2 separate regions of the Mus musculus genome follow, and region 2 is linked to region 1. A link is a loop called in an ENCODE intact Hi-C map of the cell type or tissue named here. Cell type or tissue: heart. All regions are shown on one strand. Links, peaks and the distances in the headings refer to the core of each region. The heading gives the core; the rest is flanking DNA.

Region 1 (6,554 bases), core at 1,456-5,455:
GGCAGTCAGGAGGAGACAGGGCTTCTATACTGGACAAAGCTTGAACACACACACACACACACACTCATGACCTCAAAGCCCGCCTCCACAGTGACACACTTCTTCCAACAAAGTCACACTTACTCCAACAACGCCACACCTCCTAATAGTGCCACTCCCACGGGCCAAGCATTCAAAGACATGAATCTACTGGGGCCATTCCTATTCAAACCACCACAAGTGGAGAAAGGATAATTGCAAGAGAGATTTACTGTGTAGACAAGGCAAAAGTGAGTCTTCTGCTCCACAAGGGAAGGATAGAGCTGTTCAGGTCAACTGGCAGAGCTCGGCAGACTGTAAAGCACTGCTCTTCTGAAGAGGCCTATCTGTGCAATATGAAGCATCATCAGCTAAGAATGAACAAGGGAGAGTGATGTCAGGCAAGTAACAGAGGACAAGGGTGGGCGTGAGAAAGGGTAGGAGGGTGTTGGGCCAAGGGAGAGTGGTGAAAAGCTGGTAGAATGGCACCTCCTTTAGGCCAGGACACGGTCTGAAGTCCACATGAGACCAGCCCTGGGTAGTGTCAATATTTACTGGCAACTCTGTTAAGTCACTCTGGCAATGTGGTCCTGGGGAAACAGTGACTTAATTTGGATTGAGAAGAGAGGAGTGAGGTCGCTGAGAACGAACGTAGAGGTATAATGAAGGGGTGGCCCATGATGTTTCTGTGCAGTGAGACTGGGGAACTGTTGGCATCAGAGGGAAAGACTTGAGCTAGAAATAGAAATCAGAATGCTTACAAGCCAGATCATGGCTGGTGTTAACAGCATCTCGGGTACAATCAGGGGTGTTCTATTCAACTACCAAAACCTGAATTAGTGAAGGGCTGGTGCTCAACTTAGTGAACCAAACACCAAACCTGAAACATCAGGCAGAATGGTTGAGATCAGTTGGTGATTGATTTCAAGGACTGGTTTCAAATGCTGGAAGGAAAGACAGAGATGGGGAAATCAGAAAGTCAAGGGCAGATGCCTCCAGGGTCCTATAAGGATGCAGCTAGGAGCCAGACACCAGGCTAGTATGCAGGTCTCAGTGCCTAGATCCTCCTATGACACCAAGAGTCATGAGAAGAGCTTCAAAAATGGTGTCAACATCTGGCTCCTCTGAGCCTTTTTTAACAATTTGGGAGCACGGGAAGTGTTGGTAAGCTCCTGTTTCTAACATTCTGACTCATACTTGGTATCTCTGAGTGTCCTGTTCTTTGTCTATCTCAGGAGTGTGCACTGAGTAGTGTCTGTATCTTCCCACAGGCAGTGAGGATGCTTCGCCGTGTGCTTTCTCGTGTTAGACCCATTTCTAGCCCCGCCCCCAATCCATCCGATTATATTCTTGGCTTAATTTGTGCCCGCCCTTTGGGTTTCTCAGTCACATTTTTATTGATGTGTGGAAAACCTGACATAGTTTGGATACCATTACATGGTTGTACGCACTACAAATACCATTTTAATTCAGTCCGTGGTTTGTCTTCCCCACAAATTCAACAGCAAATGTTAGCTTTAATATCAGTACTTAATAATGTTTTCCTTCTGTCTGAACTGCGACAGGATATTAACTGGCTTTAGGCTATATTATCTTATTTATCCCACTGTGACATTTAAAAAAAATTAAAGTAGCATAACACATAAAATCGGATAGGGTGGCGCATGCTTGCAATGTCAACACCGGGGAGCCGAGGCAGGACGATATGAGACCCACTTGTAAGATGCTATCTCATAAAATATGAAACATCATATATGGTATTTTTTAAAGGACAAAGGGGGATAACATGGTGAATGGGACTCTCTCTTAGTTATGCTGGAAGACAAGAGTTCTGAAGAAAAGCATTGTATGTGTTCCAGTATATGCATGTGATAATGCTACTAGTCTCCTGTGGCCGATATAGGAAATTTCCTTTAGCCACGTGGCTTAAAACAACAGCAATGTGTTCCTCTTATGGCTCTAGAAATCAGACAGTTGGAAGTGAAGGCAGGGTGGTGCTCCCTCTGCCTTCTGGCCGCAGGCATCCATCGGCTTCTGACTCTGAACCTGAGTTCCGGCTTCTGAGTCAAATGGCTACCTCTCGGTGTCTCCTTATGTGAGACTTGGGACCTGGCACACTGTGATGCTGAGCACAGTCTTGGGACGGCCTGCCCCTGACCAGTCCATTTCTTAGCTACTCCTGAACCAGTGTGAGGTGGGGGTAGAACACTTATCTCCCAGCACCTTTATGAGTGTTGGTAAGTACTTGTAAAATGCCCAGAGTAAAGCTGGCAGGAAGACGAGCCCTGTATATGCGTGCTAGGCCATAGTTCTGCTTCCTGATTTGCTTCATGTGATCTCAATGCTCTATGATCTTTCTACTTTCCCATGTGAAAACATGGCTTTCACAGAATCCAAATCTCCTACTCTTGTGGCTTCTTTTTTTGTCAGTTATCATTCCAGCTGCTTGGTATTCATTATCATCCCTCGAAAAAAAATCACAACTCTGACTGTTCTGTAGATGAAAAAATAATCTCAGTGAGGTTACACAACTTGCCCAAAGCTACACAGTTGGCTAAGCGAGGCACTCAGCCCAATGTGTTCTCTTTTCTGCTCATTTTCCTGTCATGTGGTCCCTTCCATGTGAGTTGCATGAATTAGGTTGGCTCTACCCTTCCCCTTAGAGTTGTGACAGCTTCAACAGGAGTAGCACTTGCATCCCCAAAGGTCATCATTACTGTGCAATACAACCGAGATGTGAGTCATGTGACCGCTCTTCAATGCTAGGCGCACGTATGTGTGTGCCTGTATGCGTGCGTGCGTGCTTGCTCAAGCTTGTGTGTATACCTCTGAATCATGTGGTTTCTTAAGAAGCAGGCCCAGTGTTGCCTGCCATCCCTTGCATCTCATTGGCTCCTCTCCCCTCTGCCTAGGTCTCCAGTCGGGTCTGGATATCTCCACTCATTCGCTCCCTCCACACACTAGTTGCCAGCTTTGCCCCATCACTCCTTGCTGAGCCTCCCCAGTTCGGAGAAGACTTCCTCTTATGTTTGCTGAGTGACTATGAGCAGTAAGATGTTCTTCTTCGTTTCCTCCCGAAAGCAGAAGTGATTTCCAGCTTATCATTGGCCAACGTACAGTCTTGGTAGTTTTTTGTTTTTGTTTTTTTGTTCAAAGACGAGATGATGGTAGCCAGAGAGATCAATTAGGAGACGATCATCTAGTTAATCGAGTGAGAAGCCGGGATACAGGGACACCTGCTCAAAGTGTCTGCCCTTCATCCTCTTTGCCTTTCAGCCTTGACTAAACGTGTTTCTCAAATTCTAAACAGTCTTTAGAAAACCAAGTTCTAAGCTGCTGTGGAAGAAGACCAGCATCGCTTGCTCTTCCCGAATTAAGAACTGAAGCTCCCAGTAGTAGTGAATGTTGACAAACTGTCGAGGCTGGCTAAATGTGTATTGACACTGAAACTTCTCTTGAAAACCGGCTTTCCAAAAAGCACGCCATGAGCTTTAAGCTTATTTTGTTTTTAAAGTATCTCTGTCAGTCCCAAGGTGCTGAAACCTTGCTCGAATGACAGTGGTGATTTTGTAGGGGAAATATGAAGGATTGTCACAGCACAGAACTGAATCTCCTAACTTCTATCCTGGTGGCAATTTAAAATTCAGTCTGAAATAAAACAAAACAAACAACAAACAACAAAACTAAACAAAAATAAAAACCAAAAAGCAGACAAAACATACCTTAAATAAATACTCGTAGTAACACCAAAATGTTCATAATCTGCTTGTTTATATGAATCTAAAGATTGAAGCAAAGATTTATAGACGGCAGCTCAGAGCCCCTCTGCTTTGGAAGGGTTTTATACACGGGGTAATTCCAACGAGTACCAAGAGATGACGCCAAACCACTCCTAAGTACCGTGGTTCCCAGGCTTAGGACTAGGGTTGGTCAAGCAACTTATTTTTTCAGAGAAATTCGGAGAAGGAAGTCTTGGTAAGTAAGAAGGCTTTTCTGGATTTTTCAAATTACTGCGTTGATATTTCAATCGAGAAAGAAAATGGTACCGTCAGTGCTGGAAATAGGTAACCTTTCTTTGAAATTTTTACAAAACGATTTTGTGGCGGTGTTTTAAAGCGTGGCTGTCGTTTGGACTACCTAAGAATTTTCTGTGACTTTCGGGTAGACAGACAACAGCTGGCATTTCAGCGGTAGCCAAGGAAGTGAGTCGACTTCTGTGACTTTTCCTGTCCCGTTGGTTTGGGCTGTTTTCTCCTTTCACGAAGTTTTGTAGTCTTTTGTGGTCGTGACAGCACACTGGGCTGTGTGTATAAAAACAGTGTTCTGTTTCCTCATCACGTGGTACTATAATCTTTTATTAGTCTGTACCTCTCACTAATTTATGAGCGTTTTGGAGGAAGGATTTAATTCTGTCCCTCCTATGTGAATTCGTTTCCGCTGCGCTAGTTTTTGCCGTGCCCTTTGTCCACAGAAGAATCTGAAGAAACATTTGGTGGAAGTGACTGAGATCAAGATTCCCAAACTCTTTGTAACTTTGAATCCAGCCGGAAGCTGGCACTTGGCCTTCAAACCCAAAGTTTGACAGAGCCAGGTTTCTCTTGTGCTTGTGTTGACTTGATTACAACCCTCCCCCCCACCCCCCTTTTCTCATAGCTTTAGTTTTTACGGCGCTCCCTCCATCCGCCACCACTTTTGGTTTTGTGGTTGACTATTCTTTTCTCTTTCACTTTCTGTTTGATGTATTAAGCAAATTCTTATTGTCTCCTCATACTTCCTTTAAAATAAATAAATAAACCTTCCCCTTTGTCCCACCCATGCTACCTACGAATTCATTAAAGTCTGGGGCTGTTTGCCAGAATGTGCACCCTAGGAACATCTCGAGGTTCTGAGCATCTTCCAGGACGCGCATATCCATGTGGGGGACATGGCAGCTGAATGAATGACAGTCCCTTGAACATAGACACGTAAGCTGCCCTCGGGGGGTGGGGGAGGGGGATTTGTAGGAGGGGACCTCATCCGTGAATGTCCATTCTCTGCCACCTTGTTGAAGAGGTTGGGCCCTCTTTATGTGTGTATTTATATCATAAATAATACAAGCATGCTTGCATATAAAACTTTTTGGCGGGGTATATTTTAAGAGAGCTTTAATTGATTAGTTCTTTGAGAATTTTGAACACTGTGTTTTTCTTCGCCCCTTCCTAACTCTTAACCACCCACCCACCTGAGTGTCCCCCCAACCCACCCCCGTCCAATCCCATCAAATCCAACTTGTGCTATCCATGTACTCTTGGCTATGTTGCCTTATATTGGACTGAGTTAGGCTTACCAAGGGCTCCTCTTCTCCCGGCAACCCTCAACTGCCTCAGCACGGAGTGGAACATTATGCCCGCCTCCACACTCCAAGCTGAAATTCTGTTAGAGACAACTTTTCCCATTAATTAATTAATTAATTAATTCGCTCATTCATTTACATTACATCCCAATATCAGCTCCCTCTCCTATCAGTGCCCCCTCATGCAGCTCCTCTTCCAACTTCCCCCCTCCTCCTCCTCTGAGATGGGGGACTCCCCCCATATCACTTCACCCTGGCACATCAAATAAAGACGGCTTTTTACAAGATTGTAAGAGATAATAGCCTGAGACCCCAGAAGATGTTAAAAGTTTTGAAATTTTAGAAATACTTGAAACTGTAAAAAAGAAAATTAAATTAAGCCCTGATCCTGACATCACTGCTATTTGCATTAGGCATAATTTTTTCACATTCTTCCCCCACGGGTTTTGAGATGCTCTAATCTGTATTCTTACAAATTAGAGTCTTGGTGGGTGTGCAGTGTGGTAACCTTCCTTCCGGTCACTTAATGCTATATTGCAGGATTTTTTTTTTTAATGCAGTGACCGAGGCTGTATGTCGTGCCACGTTGTGAATGAACCATCATTTTCTACCCTAGCCATTCTGATCTTTCCGGTTTTTATCACGGTTTTTATCACGGTGTGAGCATCCCCACAACCTCACCGTCCTGTGGACCTCTACTGATCCCTTCAGTGAATGCTCAGCTGTGGAATTGCTGAAGTAAAGAGCAGCGAATTTTAAAGGAATTTACATAAATTACCACATTACCCAGTGGAACTACGCTAATTTTTCAGACTCATTTGCTTTGTTCCCACACTTAACTTTATAATTTCCTCACATCTTGAATTTATTGATACCTAGAGCTTCCACTCGATCAAGCAAGAACTCCCAACATGCGTCAGTTTCATTCCTTTTTTCTCCCAACATCTAATCATTCCTTCATAATCCTTGGCAAAGTTAAGTCCCAATTTCTTCTAAAAATATTTGTCATCAATATTTGCTGTGGCTCAGCAGTAAACATTACTACATTTTTGCTAATTACTTGTTCTTTTTCTTTTAAGAAATCTATTTGTTCATTGTTATATGTCTGAGCATTTTGTCAGCCCTACTGGTGCTGGGAGTGGCATGTAAGAACAACGTGTGTGTTCATGATCACTGAACCGTTTCTCCAGCCCCTGCCTTGCTT
Region 2 (6,554 bases), core at 1,375-5,374, 77 kb after region 1:
TATATATATATATATATAATATCTTGATTTTTTGGTTTTTCGAGACGGTTTCTCTGTGTAGCCCTCACTGCCCTGGAACTCACTTTGTAGACCAGCAATGCACCTATGCACCTGGCTTTTCCACAGACGCTGGGGAGCCAGGTCAGGCCCTTGCCCTGGCACGGCAACCATTTTATAGACCAAGGCCCACACAAGTAACTGTTCTTTCTTCTTCTTCATTTGTATATCATGGGATTCCTAGGGGAGCCCCTGATGGGGGTTCACTCAGATTAAAGCATGTTTTTAAATCAAACTGCTTCTACACGTGGGAAACTATATAACACACACACACACACACACACACACACACACACACACACACACACACGGCCCTGTACTTTCCCCAGGGGACATGCACACAGGGGCAGCCCCAAGAGGAGAATATTTGGTTTATGCAGCTTGACATCATTAGTCCTCCCCTCCCCCTCCCACTGCCCCAATGGCTATGTGACTCGTTTTAGACAAGGCACTGGCAGTGACCCAGTAGCATTCAGTGTGAAACAACTTGTGGGCCAATGAATTGTCTCAGTGAGTGGAGGTGACTGCCACCAAGCCTAACCACCTGAGTTTGATCCCAGGACCCACCTGGTAGAAAGAGACCCGGCTCCTATAGGTTATCTTCTGTTCTCTACATAAATAAATAAATGTGATTTTAAACATAAAAATACAATAATTACTCTGCCAGTTGGGACCAGTTGATCTTGGGACTGGCAAGCTCTTTTACCAAGGAATTTTATTCAATTCCTTGAATAGCTTTCACTGAAACTTGAAAGGGGATGAAATGTCATTCTTGATTTAGTGTCACTGTGGGTTCAAGCTCATGAAGTTCTATTCTCTCCGTGGAGGTATTAGCTGTGGCTGAGAACTCTCTAAACTTTAAAAAGGTATGGCATGTCTTTACCCCGTAATCTGATGTTGAATTTATTTTTTTATTATATTTATTTATTTTTATTTTATTTTATTTTATTTTATTTCTTCTTCCCTCTCCCTCTTTCTCTGGCCCTGCTCTCTCTGGGCCCGCGCTCTCCAGCCCATAGAGTTTTTTAAAATTTGTTTCTCATTACGAATGGTTGTGAGCCATCATGTGGTTGGTTGCTGGGATTTGAACTCATGACCTCTGGAAGAGCAGTCAGTGCTCTTAACCGCTGAGCCATCTCACCAGCCCTAATGTTGAATTTATAATTAATGATTATATTGTCTGCAATTTTCATGCAATAAAATTCAGCCATCATATTTTGATGGGAATCCTATAATATGTTGAATAACAAAACAAAAACTTGTGAATACTGCACATGGGTGTGCTGGGGCCGGTCTGCCGCGAGATGCTCGTGTACAGAGCTCTCCTCACCGTCCAGGGAGAACAGGGAGGGCATACCATATCCTTAGCTCCAGATGCCCTGCTTTTACCCAGTCTGACCAACCCTGAAACCACTTTCCCACCCCCACCCCTTCACGTGTCAGCTCATGCATACAGTTAGAGAGAAGTCAAGAACACCCAGATAAAAGCCCAGGTTTTACTTCCCCGTGTGTGCACAGCGAGAACTGTCTGCTGTAGGCTTTATGCAAATTGGGGGGGGGGGAGAAGACAGAGGAGAACATTACCCCCAGTGTTAATTTACTCTAGGCCTCCAAGAAGTAGGAGCCGTGGCCTTTTGAGTAAGGAGCCGGACGAAGGTTAAACTAGACCGATAAATAGCCAAGAGCCAGCTATTCATATAACTTTGTTTTAAACTATGTTAAGGAAACAAAATGGGAAGAAATGATATGGGAGCTGGGCATGGAACCCAGGGGCTAGACTGTCTAGGATTTGAGAAGGGCTGTGTTTTATCGCCAGCAGCACACGACCAAGCACGGTGGCACACGACTATAATTCCAGGACTTAGGAGAGGAGAGTCAGGAGTATCAGAAGTTCAGGGGCATCCTCAGCTACACAGGAAGTTGAGGGAGGGGGAGGGGAAGGGGAGGGGGAGGGGGGAGAGAAGGAAGGGGGAGGGGGGGAGTGAGAGGGGGAGGGGGAGAGGCAGGAAGGGGGAGGGGAGGGGGAGAGGGGGAGGAGAAGGGGAAGGGGAGGGAGAGGGAGGGGGTGGGAGAGAAAAACCAAATCTAGAAAATAGAAAGTCAGAGTCTGCCAGAGAAGAATAGCAGGAACCATTGATAACAACCTCCTCTCCCTCCTACACACTCCTGTGTCTGCCAAGAAGCAAGGGCCTGCCTGGAGTCAAAGGGCCCTAGTGGACAAGAAGTGGTTTCACTTCACGTGCTATTCCCTGAGAGCCCTTCTCACTTGGGAAAGCAGAAGTTCATGTATTAAAATAGAACGATTGTGCATGTAAGAATAATGCCATCAGCAAAGCGGCTCTTCCTGCTCTAACATTCAGTCATACGGTCTGTGGCTAGCTCTTTCCAGTATGGACTCTGCTGGCATCTCTAGCTTAGCTTTTGACAGGAGAATTTAGGAGTGCTAGCTGAAAAACCTGGCATTGTTTACTGTAAACCCTGTACTGAATTCTCAAATAAATCCTTTGTGCCAGAAAGGTCTAAGAAGGACCCTGCGCTCTGCACAGCTCACCCTGACCAGAGCACCTGCTCAGCTGGTCAGTGCTGGGGTGGCAGTGGGGCGCAGTGTGTGCTGCAACAGGTCTTGGGGATTGGACCGCCCAGGTTTCCTTATCTCTCCCTCTTCCTCCTCCTCCCCCCCCCCCCCCATTGCCTCTTAAAGACAGAGAGCATAGTCCTTTCCCCATCAATTTAGTTTTCCCTCCTTTCCGATCAGGTGTAACAGTAGAGAAATTAAAACTAAACTGGCCTAGAACCAGGGATGGAGTTAATAAAAGATGCTAATCTGAGAGCCTGTTAGAAACACAGCATTTCAGGCTCAACCCAGACCTACAGAACCAGAGCTTTCCTTTCAGCAAGATTGCTCTACTTGCCAGTACACAACAGTTCCAGGAACCCTGGGGGAAAGAAAGCTTTAAAAGAACCTAGGGTTTTTTTTCGGGGGGGGGGGGGGGGGGTTTCCTCTGTGAAATTTTGGATTACAGTGCCATCTTGTGGTCACATCAGTAGTTACACTTGTTCGTTGAAGAGGATGAGCTACCAGAACAACTCAGTAAAGGTCAAAAGGAAAAAAATGAGCAGTAGTCAGAGGTCTGCCATTGCGGTCTCTTTCCACACAGTGTCCATTGAAAATACACAGTTCTTCTCCCAACGGTGCCCTCTCCCCTAATTCAGAAGAGCTGCCGGTGGATCTAGGGGTTTTCTTCATCAGAAGTGGTAGCACACATTCAGGAATTTCGTCCCACTTACACCTTCATGTTTCTAAAACTAAATTATCCTAGAGGGTTAAAAGATCACTGGGTCTACTGAATGAGTTCCAGGACAGCCAGGGCTACTAAGAGAAACCCTGTTTTGAAAAAACCAGAAAACAAAACAAAACAAACAGAGATTATCTAGACAGTGATCCCTCTTTAAGGGTGAGGACTGCTTTCATTTTTTAAATATTTATTTATTTATTTTGTGTGTGTGTGAATGCTGTAGAAACGCCAGAAAGGGGCATTAGTTTTCATTATTGGTGGTTGTGAGCCACCATGTGGTTACTGGGATTTGAACTCAGGACCTGTGGAAGAGCAGTCAATGCTATTAACCGCTGAGCCATCTCTCCAGCCAAGGACTGCTTCATTATTAGAGCTGGCTTTTACTGGGCACCAGCTATGTATCGTGTGCTGTCTAAACTGCTGGTGGATTTACCTATTTGGCCTTCACAGTTCAGCGAGTCAGCCCAGCACGGTGGTACTCACCTGTAGTCCCATCACTTGGGAAGCTGGGGCAGAAGGATGGTCACGATCTACATAGAAAGACCCTTTCTTCAAAACCAAAACAGCAAGAAACAGGCTGGAGGATCTCTGTGAGTTTGAGGCCAGCCAGGGCTACACAGTGAGACTCTGTCCCAACAAATAGACAAGTAGGATGAAGCAGGTGGTCTTTTAACTCTAATCTGCAGGAGCTCACCTGACAATAGCCTTTATCTATATCAGGCTGAGCATCTATCATTTGAAAACCTGAAGTCTGAAATGCTCCAGAATTATTTTTTTTTCCTAAAATGAACTCTTACTCTGTAGCCCAGGCTATCCTGTCTTGCCTCAACCTCCTGTATAGCAGGGTTACAGATGTGAGACACCACATCTGACAAAATCTGACACCCTGAACATCAATGTAATGTCCAAAATGGAGAAGTCTGCTCCTGACAGCATGCCAAAAATATAAATAGGGGTAGAGTGCTTGGCCACCATTTGGATGGCTGTAAGTTTGACCCCCCCCCAAATACCACAAATAATAACAAAAGCAATAATAACAAATAAAATACTGGATAAAGTTCCCTTAAGGCCATGAGTATAGGATGCATTTGAAACTCAGTTCCACTTCCTGTTGCTGTGACACAAACAATGTAGGAGAGGAAGGGTTTAATCTTACCCTACAGTCGAGAGAAGGCCATCATGGTGGGCAGTCGAGACAGCAGGACCTTTAGCAGCTGGTCACATTGCGTCAACAGCCAAAAGGCAAAGAACGGGCCAGTGGGGCAGCTTACTGGGTATTGACACTGGCAGGCAAGCGGGACAGCTTACTGGGTACGGACACTGGCAGGCAAGCGGGACAGCTTACTGGGTACGGACACTGGCAGGCAAGCGGGACAGCTTACTGGGTACGGACACTGGCAGGCAAGCGGGACAGCTTACTGGGTACGGACACTGGCAGGCAAGCGGGACAGCTTACTGGGTACGGACACTGGCAGGCAAGCGGGACAGCTTACTGGGTACGGACACTGGCAGGCAAGCGGGACAGCTTACTGGGTACGGACACTGGCAGGCAAGCGGGACAGCTTACTGGGTACAGACACTGGCAGGCTAGCGGGACGGCTTACTGAGTACTGACACTGGCAGGCAAACCTGGAGACCTGAATCCAATGCCCCAAGCCACACTAAAGTGTGGAAGGAGAGAACCAACTCCACAGTGTTGTCCTCTCAGCTACACATGTACATCACAGCACACCACATGCCACACACACACATTGCACACACGCATAATGCACACACATACACATAATGCATACACACACATTTCTGCCATCTGAATTACATAATGTACTGAAGAGAGAAAGGGTTTATTCTACCCTACAGTCAAGATATGGTCCACCATGGTGGGGGAATCAAGGCAGCATGAGCTTGAAGCAGCTGATGACATTACACCAATAGTCAAAAAACAAAGGATGGGCTAGTAAGATAGCTCTTAATACATCATGCATACACACACGCCATGCTCACACACATATCATGAACACATCTGTCCTACACACATCATACAGGCACACACCATGTACACACATATCACTCACACACATCATGTACACACACATCTTGCACCGTGCACACATACATACCATGGACACACTTGTCATACATACACATCATATGCACACATACACAAACATACACACACCAGGCATACATCCTACGTGCACACACATGTACACACATATCTTGTACACACACATCATATGAAGAAGAAACAAAGGAACAGTGAGTGCCAGTGCCCGCCCACTGTGAACTAGGGCCTTCCCACGTTACTTACTGTAATTGCAATGATCCTCCGGGGGATTGGCCTGAGGTCCCTTTCCTAGATCCTGTCATCACTGGAAGCATAAACATGGACAGTCTGTGTTTAAATTTCCAAACTCTGAAAGAAAATCTGAAAGATAAAAAGCACTTCTGGTTCTGAGCACTCTGGATTAGGGATACTCAATGCGTGTTATAGATGTGCTAATTCATAAAAGGGCATGATTTATGCTTCTACCTTGAAAAGGCTGTTATAGGTGGAATCCACAGCCCATCTGTCTGTCTGTCTGTCTGTCTGTCTGTCTGTCTCTCTCTCTTTCTCTCTCTCTCTCCCATTGACCTATGCACTTCAAGGAGGCTAATTTTCCCCAAACATAGCTCTGTTGCACATCTGGCTAGAGCTGAAAGAGGCTGTGGTAATTGGAAAGTATCGACTAGCTTTCTTGTCACTATGCCCTTTGTGCTCCTTAAACTGGGGCTAGCCTTTTTCTTTTGTTCTCTTGGCTGATTATAAAGAATGATAGTTTAGAAGATGGCCACCTAGTGGCTAAGCTGACCCTTCCGGGGAACCTGGAGAGCAGAGTTAGAGCCCACCTAGACCCAGGAAGACAGCTCCATTAAGTAACAAGAGTTGGGCAGCCTCTCACTCATCACTGCCTGAGTTTGTGACAGTTCAGTGCCTGGTACTCTCCTCTGCAGGGTCTCCCTTCCCCACCCAGCCCCAGGTTCACCTGAGAAAGAGCAGGGTCAGAAGAAACTGCTGTTCATCTTGGCGGTTGTTGTTTCTGCTTAGAATTAAGTCTGTCTTAGAGGGACCTGGGCAGTAGCACAGTGGAACTTGGTTAGTGGGTATGAAGTACTGGGTTTGATATCCAGTCCTGAAAGAAAAAGAACTCAAGCCAGCCA

Evidence for each region. A loop is a pair of places that touch in the nucleus more often than their neighbours do. Peaks named below come from ENCODE experiments on the same cell type or tissue, not always from the same donor. Only the 100,000 strongest peaks of a DNase experiment are listed, where the experiment ranks them.
Region 2: a loop joins it to region 1, with 4 times the contacts of the local background. A loop is called at or near these places in 22 of 42 quality-filtered maps.

The regions. Positions count from the first base shown.
Region 1 is chr5:64,957,462-64,964,015 of GRCm38, reverse strand. It overlaps Tlr6 (toll-like receptor 6), which reads left to right and starts at 3,968. Exons shown (of 2, transcript NM_001359180.2): 1 at 3,968-3,993. In heart, for the core only: a CTCF peak has its summit at 3,890; DNase peaks (open chromatin) are centred at 3,045 and 3,915.
Region 2 is chr5:64,880,191-64,886,744 of GRCm38, reverse strand. It overlaps Gm31889 (a long non-coding RNA gene), which reads right to left. Exons shown (of 5, transcript XR_001784867.1): 2 at 6,380-6,464; 3 at 5,665-5,725. Among named protein-coding and RNA genes, the nearest start is that of Gm31889, 3.9 kb to the right of the region's middle. In heart, for the core only: CTCF peaks have their summits at 2,269, 2,921 and 3,121 (motif pointing left); a DNase peak (open chromatin) is centred at 2,264; H3K27ac peaks cover 762 bases.